Linked DNA regions of Homo sapiens: all the other regions are linked to region 1. A link is a contact called in ENCODE Hi-C or POLR2A ChIA-PET data. All regions are on one chromosome and are shown on one strand. Each heading gives the region's core, a stretch centred on a gene start or an enhancer-like site at or near the end of the contact. The rest is flanking DNA. Distances are from core to core; before and after follow the strand shown.

Region 1 (2,718 bases), core at 110-2,609:
GCCACTCTGCTTTTAGTATTTGAAATGCCTTGGCAGGGAGACGTTTTTCTCAGAACAGATCTTTTGGAGGACCTCAGGAAGTTAATTATTCTGGCAAGAAGTTCTTTTTGAACTTTTTTGGATCATTATGATATTATGCTAATTTATCTAAAAAATGGATTCTAAGTTGAATAACTGTATAGTCCTGGCAGATAAGAGCATGTCAGATGTCTTGGCACAGTTTGGGGACAGAGGGGACTTTCCCACTTCTTTATGTAATCCACCATCATAATGTGGGAGTTTTATGAAATTTCTTCTGTTATACAGAAATACTTAGCTTTTTAGGCCGTATGTGCTGCTCAGTGAAAACAAGCTCTGTGTATGTCTGTATATGTTTAAATGAAATGAAAAAGAGAAGTGAAATCCAAGAAATTTCTGGTTTGCAGTGGTGATTATTTTTAGCCACGTTCATGTGTTTTAAACAATCCCTTTTAGGTCTGTTGAATGTAGCTTGGAACAGAACGTCCCATAGAAATGATAGTATAGTACACGTGGTGGCAAAGTTTCCATATTAGCCCTCAAAGATTATTTAACTCATCATATACTCACACGCTTTGCCGTACAAGGGGCAATGATGTATAGCGTATAAAAACACTGTTTAATAATACTCAACCTACAGCAACTTTCAATACTAAGAATGAAATAAAATTGAAAAATTGTAAAAATGCATAAGGATAAATTTTGTTTCTCTGAAAAGGTTGCTTTTGAGGAAAAGTAGTTTTAAAGAGACTTGGTGGTGTGGTAGAAGAACTCCCAGCAGACCTGAAGATGTAGCAGATGTATAGCAGTTTGGGCATCTTGGACAAGTAAATCATACTCGCAAGCCTCAGTTTCTTTTAATGTCATGGGGATAGTTGTGTGGATCAGAGCAGAATTTGTGTGAAGGTGATTTGCAAACTGTAAAGTCCTATGCAAATATACAATATATGTTCTGGTTCTTTTCTTAATTATGAAAATCTTGTATCCTGGCCTTTTTCTTGACACTCATATATTAGTAACAAAAATCTTTATGCTTAGCAACAATTAGTAAGGTCCTATTTCGCTCACAAATACAATAAATGCATGTTATTTTGACCTACATGGATGATAGAAACATTTGCTTTTTTGTGACAGCCTATTGGAACTTCCAAAGTGTCTCTCTCTCTCTCTCTCTCTCTCTCTCTCTCTCTCTCTCTCTCGTTTTTCTAGTCTCTAAACCTCTCTTGTTTTTTCTTTGTCTGAGTATCTTTCTGAACCACCGTCTCAAGTTTCAGGTTATACGACAGAGCTCATACTCCAAGCCCTGGCCTCTCTCTGACCTTGTGCCTCTGGCCTGGGACAAGCTTCACACTGCCAGACTCTGCAGCTGACCCTTTGTATCTCCCAGTAGTCTGAGCAGCATTCATTTGCTCAAGGTCTCACCAGAGACCAAACAGGGGCAGCCTCTCTGGAGAGACCATGGCCTCCCAACAGTATTTTTGATGTCAGTGGCCTAGCCTTAGGCCCCGAAGCCAGGAACTAGATGTGATAGGGGCCAAATCCCCCAAACCCGAGGAGCTTTTCTGGTAGAAAATGTGTTATGAAAAAAAGGGGGACTCAGTGGCCATTGCAGACCAAAGCCTCATTCATTGAGGTGGGGTAGGGGTTGCTGGGGACTACAATTCAGAGTTATATATGTAACAGAGTTATGCATATAATTCAGCAAACAAAGAGGCAAGTTGAAAAGGGTTTATTAAAGTATTAATGTTTGTGTCAAATGTATAAAATTCAGGAAACAGGCAGAGCAATAACATTTAATGTTGGAAGAGGACTTAGAGATACAAAAAATAGAGTTTATTCATTCTGGAGCAGAGAAATCTTAAGCCGGATAGGTTAACTGATTTGCAAGTGTCTCCTGCCTTCCAATCCTGCATCCTTAAGGATATCCTTAAGATGATACATCTGGGTTTTGCGATGCTCTGTTCTCCAGGTACGGTTAGCAGTGATTTTGCATAACTATGTGCTGAGACCCTAGGATCTAACAAACTATAAAGGTTAGAAATGAAATATGAGGTAGCCTACTATATCAGCCACCTCTGATTCCCTTCTCCCACCACAGGGAGAATTAGATTGACCGGCTGATCGATTGCTTGATTGAGACAGGATCTTGCTCTGTCACCCAAGCTAGCCTGCAGTGATCTCCACTCACTGCAGCCTCGACCTCCTGGGCTCAAGTGATCTTCCCACCTCAGTCTCCTGAGTAGCTGGCACTACATGTGCACACCACAGTGCCCGGCTAATTTTTTGTATGTTTTGTAGAGACAGGATTTTGCCATGTTGCCCAGGCTGGCCTTGAACTCCTGGGCTCAAGCTATCCTGCCTTGGCCTCTCAAAGTGCTGGGATGACAGATGTGAGCCACTGTGCCTGGCCAGTAATATGTATTAAGTAAGGTAATTTGTAGGAGCTTAGAGAGAACCAGCAATATGACACAGTTTCTGCTCTTTTGGGGCTTACAATACAGTATTATATCATCAGAGGGGGTCCATTCTGAACCATACCTTGAATTAGGCATTAGCATACTAGATTCTAATTTTGTTTCTTCCATTGAATTTCTAACGTGGACCCTGGTTAAGTCTAAGAGATCATTTAAATCGTGGGCCTCAGTTTTTTTATTCATAAAATGAGAATATTGACATGGGCCTCAGTTTTTTTATTCATAA
Region 2 (2,783 bases), core at 91-2,590, 2.1 Mb after region 1:
TTCTGTCTCCATAGCCTTGCCTACTCTGAGCATTTCACATATGTGGAAGAATACAATGTGTGGTCTGTCTTCTTTCCCTTCACGTTTTGAAAGGTTATCCATGTAGCATGCATCAGTATCAGTACTTCATTCCTTTTTATGGCTGAATAATGTTCTCTTGTATGGGATACTTTATACTATTTATCAAGGGAGGGTTTTCAACAGAGGAGTGGCCTGATCCGAGTGGCATTTAACAAGGTTCACTTTCCTGTTGTTCTAAGGAGCAGAGAATGATCAACTGCGTCAAACGCTGCTTTTAGGGAAAATAAGATGAGGCCCACGAATTGACCAGTAAGTGCTCAAATAGGTTAAGGGAAAAAGGAATTTAATTAGAAGACATATTCTGATATACATTGCTGGGAGTGATTTTTTTTTTTTTTTTTTTGCTTCATGTGAAATTTATTCCTCAAAAAAAAATCATTTTTTCTAAACGTAACTCAACATTATAGTAATTATGCAAGATTTTATGCAGCTTCAAGAGTTAGCCAAGAGAAAAGTTGACTCTTGCAAGAAGATATTTTCAATGTCTATGCAGATCAGGTAGGTAAGAGTTAAGTGCGGGGGAGTTGGCATCATCTAAAAGACTGTAGAAATTGGACCAAAAATGTGGAGTTCTAAAGCAGTATCTCCTTATGGCATGCCATTATTTGGAGCAACAAGGTTACCTACTCGAATCACTGGATCCTGAGTTGACACAAAACGCATCTGTTGACTCAGGGTTTGTATAACCACGTGCAGTATTTACTAGGCTATCCAATTCTGGGTACGTACAACTTCTGGGGCCTGCAAATTATTGGAGAGTGAGTGAGGGGCAACGAAAGATAGACATAAAAGGGCGCGTCTCGAAAGGTAACTGTCAACATGCACTCCACGTTTATAGAACGATTCAGTGGGCGCGGTGGAAGCGTTAATGAACATTTCAGAAAATAAACATATGGAACATCGAAATTCACTTGCAGATAATGGACTAAGTCCGCTCCACCGGGACTAAAAAGGCAGGGTTAGGAAAGCCTGAACGCCGCCACACTGTTTTTTCTCCAGGAAGAAACGGGGCGTGGGGCTGCCGGTAGAAGGGGGTGGCTCCGGCCGCTCCCCCGCGCCGTCCTCCGGCCCCGGCCGCGCTGCGCTCACGCCGGCCGGGCCGGGAATTTGGAGAGGATCCCTGGTCGCGCGGCAGCGGCGGCGGCGCGCGGGTGAGCGGGTGAGCGTGTGAGCGGGCGGGCGGGCAGGCGAGTGCGCCGGGTATTGGCAGCTGAGGAGTGGAGGCTGGGCAGCTCCGACTCCCTGACGCCAGCGCGACCAGATCAATCCAGGCTCCAGGAGAAAGCAGGCGGGCGGGCGGAGAAAGGAGAGGCCGAGCGGCTCAACCCGGGCCGAGGCTCGGGGAGCGGAGAGTGGCGCAGCGCCCGGCCGTCCGGACCCGGGCCGCGAGACCCCGCTCGCCCGGCCACTCGTGCTCCCACACGGACGGGCGCGCCGCCAACCCGGTAAAACGAAACAGACCCGAACCGAACTTTCCCTTCATGCCGCGTCCCAGCCCTCCCCTCGGCGCCCCGGGCTTTCCAGCGCCGCCGCCGCCGTCTCTGCACGCGTGGGGCCGCCGCGGTCGTGCTGGGCTGGGGGCGCGGGCAGCGGCGGGAAGGGGGCTCTTTCTGCGCGGGGCGGGCCGCGACCCCCCCCCCCCATGATGGCGCCTCCCGTCTGCTCGGAGGAGCGAACCTGCTACCACGTCTTCTCGCGCCCAGCCCGCCGGGCTCCCCTGGTGTCTTTGTTGGGTCTTCTGCTGTGGGAAGCCCAGTTCCCGGGCCCCCGAGCCTCGGCTCCCGGGCCTGACCGCGCTGGGATCTCCCCGGCCGCGCTCCCCTTCCGCGCGCTCCTCACATCTCTCCCGTGCTGCCGCCGGGCCGAGGCCCGTTCGCGTGGCCCGCGGACCCATTGTGTCCCCCGCGCCGGCGGGGCGACCCCTGCGGGAGCTGGAGGACGACCGCTGGCGCTGCTCTCCAAGGCGCCTGGTGGAGCGGGTCTCGCGGGCGGGGGACCCCGGCGCCCCGGGCCCCTCCACATCCCGCACGGGTTTTCTTCTCGGCCCCAGCAAGCCTCTTTGGGGTCGAGGTCAAGGAAAGTTCGCACCGAGATCCCCTCTAATTTATTCAAAGGTTTGGCGGCGGCGCGTAATTTTTTCCCCCTCTTCCGCCTACACCCGCTGCGTCTCCTGGTGTCTCGTTCCTTTCCCTTTACCGGAGTCGATTGCCTCACTGCATGTGTATTCGTGAGTTCGCGGTTGAACAACTGTTCCTTTACTCTGCTCCCTGTCTTTGTTAGTGTTTCTCGGGGTTGTTTCTGTAGGAAGGTGGGGGTGGTGGGCGTGAGAGACAGATGTGGGCTTGTTTTTCTAGTTGCTGAAACTGTATGAAGGCTTTAAAGGGAGAACGTTTTCTTGATGTGCTTTAGGAGGGGAGGAGGAACAAATGCCTGCCAGATCTCACAGCTACAGTAGCTGAGCTTTTGTTTATTTTGAAGAGCATGCAATTTTTAAATACACGGTGCAAGATAACCAGTAAAGGCGCGTTCCTTCTGAAAATTGAGGCCGGTCTCAGAACCATCTCCTGAGAAAGCATCCTTTTCGTGAGTGCTGAGACAACTGTCCTTTTTCTCTGCCCTCCCCCCTCTTTTCTTTCCATTGTATCTGAAGTTTCAAAGTACGTGGAATGATACAGAAGTTGCATGATTTCTGTTATTTCTTC
Region 3 (2,700 bases), core at 39-2,538, 2.6 Mb before region 1:
CATCCCAGATCTGTGGATTTACAGTCTCCAGAAATGGGGCTGGGGAGTGTGCACTTTATAAAGCTCCATAGAATATTTTGATACTCTATGATTTAGAACTTTGTGTGTAGGGCATGAAATACTGAGGGCTTGAGCAGGGCTTTTCAGAGAATACAAATGTGGGAATTAATAAGGAGGTATAATTTTCAGGACTTGGCAACCGACTGGATGTGACCCAGATGGCAAAGAGAGGTTCTACAGATAGCGGTATCTGTGATCGTCCACTAGACCATTTACAACCTGGGCAGAACTTTTGTGAAAACTGGATAAAGTCACCTCCCTAAGCATAGAGCTTGGCAAGCTGAGCCAGGTGCTGCCATCAGGCCATGGGTTCTATATGGCAGTCCTGGTTTCCCACCTGGAAACAGGAGGTCCAGGCAGCATAGGTGAGCTGGTTAGCAAAGACACTGGTAGATTAAGTTTGGGTCAAAGTGTGTTGGGTAAGCAGGAAAATATTCATCTATCCTCAGGTGTTAGAGCAGGTAAGTGGAAATCCTGTTTGTTGAAGACCAAGGATTGAGCTGGGAGATATTGGCGTAGTGGCAGAGCTGAAGATCTGCATTGTTTGATACAGTCAAAGGGAAGACTGCAGATAGAAAACAGAGTTCTCTGTTACTCGAGTGTAACTGGTGACAGTTAAATTAAATGTACTGGGAAGAAACAATCACTTAGAAAGTAACCAATGATACAACAAAATTCCCTCCATAAAACTTAAATGTTATTTTCCGGAAACTTTAGCCTAAAAAGTAGTAGGAAATTCCATGGTGGGGTAACAGGTTTTATGGGAAAAGTAGGACAGAAGAACCAACCTTGGCGGAACTTATGAATATTGTCACATTTTCTAAACTCAAACAGTGGAGGGCATACTAACTAAATAGACTGTTAGTAGCATTAAACCCAGCCTAAGTTAAAGGGTGCTGGACAGCTAATCGCCGTGTACCACCTCCTGGTTGTTAGACTCTACAGGATTTCTTCCCCCATTTAATCGAGATGGTTGCAAGTTCATTTTGCATTATTGCAGATAATGTTTATTTGCATTTTAAGATATGTTTACTTTATTCCTGTTCTACTCATGTGTCCAGTCTTCTCTGATTTGGAGTTGTTTTCTCCTGCTTCCTGGAGTAACTTGGATATTTGGAAAGGAACATCTGCACAACTGAGAAGATTTTTTTTTTTAAACTCGTTTATTTATGCAGAGGGTCATGAAAACTTCAGCCAAAGAAAGCAGAGCATTGCAAACTGTTAGTTCCTCTTAGAGGTTTCAGTTCTCTTCTCCCAGAAGATAACAGCTAATAATATAAACAACATTCTTTCAACATTTCCATCTGCTGAGTGTTGGGCTCAGAGTTTTACATATGTTGTGCTATTTACCCTTACAATAACATTGTAAAGCAGGTGATACTATCATCTCCATTTCAGAGATGGGGAAGTTGGCTCTTAGCCTAACAAATTTGGTCAAGGTCAAAGCAGTATCATTAGTCAGTGGTAGACATAAATTTGAACGCAGATTGGGCTAACCCTGAAGCCCTAAATCTTCTCTTTTAGAATTATGGTAAAAGACACATATGTTAAATCAAGTTTAGCCTAAAGCTGCCTCCTTACGTATTTTAAGTTCAGCCTAAAGGTTTTGCTGTACATTGTAAACTATAACAAGTGGAGGTGTAAACAGACCATAGCCTACAGTTGTGCCAATCACCAAGTTTTGGCCAATGAAATGTAGCCAACCGTTCGAACGGTGTTCGAATAAGGCAAATGCAGACCTGTAACCAATCCAGCTGTTTCCGAACCTCCCTTTCCTTATTCTGTCCATGAATCTTCCACCACGTGGCTGCCTGATTTGTGAATAGTTCATTGCTCAATTAAACTTCTTTAAATTTAATTCAGCTGAAGTTTTTGTCTTATCACATAGATTTACCATCTTAACCTTTTTTTTTTTTTTTTTTTTTTTTTGAGACAGAATCTTGCTCTGTCGCCCATGCTGGAGTGCAGTGGCATGATCTCGGCTCACTGCAAGCTCCGTCCCCCCGGGTTCATGCCATTCTCCTGCCTCAGCCTCCCGAGTAGTTGGAACTGCAGGTGCCCGCCGCCACGTCCGGCTAATTTTTTTTGTATTTTTTTAAGTAGAGACTGCATTTCACCATGTTGGCCAGGATGGTCTCTATCTCCTGACCTTGTGATCCGCCTGCCTCAGCCTCCCAAAGTGCTGGGATTACAGGCGTGAGCCACCATGCCCGGCCCCATCTTAACCTTTTTTAAGCGTACAGGTCAGTGGCATTACATACCTTCACATTGTTTTGCAAATATCACAACCATTCATCTGCAGAAGTTTTTAATCATCCCAGACTAAAACTCTGTACTCATTAAACAACTCTAAATTCCCGCCTCTTCCAGTCCCTGGTAACTACCTTTCTACTTTCTGTCTCCATAAACTTGACTATTCTAGGTGCCTCATATAAGTACAATCATACAATAGTTGTCCTTTGGTGTCTGGTTTATTTCACTTAGGTTCACTTAGTTTTAGCACTTATAAGGATTTCCTTCCTTTTTAAGGTTGAATACTATTCCATTGTATGTCTATTCTACATCATATTTTGTTTTGCCATTCATCTGCGGATTGGGTTGTTTACACTGTTCGGCTATTGTGAATAATGCTGCTATGAA

The links. Hi-C counts contacts between places; a loop is a spot of excess contacts on that map. ChIA-PET counts read pairs that join two places held with the same protein, here RNA polymerase II (POLR2A). Pooled maps may share reads with other maps.
Region 2: a loop to region 1 is called in a map with no recorded cell type, with 4 times the contacts of the local background. The contact joins the promoter of SMAD1 here to the enhancer-like site in region 1. A Hi-C loop is called at or near these places in 2 of 37 single-sample maps with no recorded cell type and 2 of 50 pooled maps.
Region 3: a map with no recorded cell type shows a loop between it and region 1 (8-fold over the local background). The contact joins two enhancer-like sites. A Hi-C loop is called at or near these places in 2 of 37 single-sample maps with no recorded cell type and 1 of 50 pooled maps. POLR2A ChIA-PET finds 5 or more read pairs at or near these places in 1 of 52 experiments (OCI-LY7).

The regions. Positions count from the first base shown.
Region 1 is chr4:143,377,457-143,380,174 of GRCh38, forward strand. All of the region lies in intron 1 of GAB1 (GRB2 associated binding protein 1), which reads left to right. Among named protein-coding and RNA genes, the nearest start is that of MIR3139, 35 kb to the left of the region's middle. Within about 2 kb of position 1,360, at least 17 of the 41 ENCODE cell types and tissues checked have a DNase peak (open chromatin) inside an H3K27ac peak, as active enhancers do; they include OCI-LY7, where a contact is called at or near this core.
Region 2 is chr4:145,480,513-145,483,295 of GRCh38, forward strand. SMAD1 (SMAD family member 1) reads left to right here and starts at 1,341. Exons shown (of 7, transcript NM_005900.3): 1 at 1,341-1,526. RefSeq lists silencers at 1,110-1,239, 1,410-1,569, 1,910-1,969, 2,060-2,159.
Region 3 is chr4:140,806,708-140,809,407 of GRCh38, forward strand. No RefSeq gene overlaps it. Among named protein-coding and RNA genes, the nearest start is that of TBC1D9, 52 kb to the left of the region's middle. Within about 2 kb of position 1,289, at least 4 of the 41 ENCODE cell types and tissues checked have a DNase peak (open chromatin) inside an H3K27ac peak, as active enhancers do; they include OCI-LY7, where a contact is called at or near this core.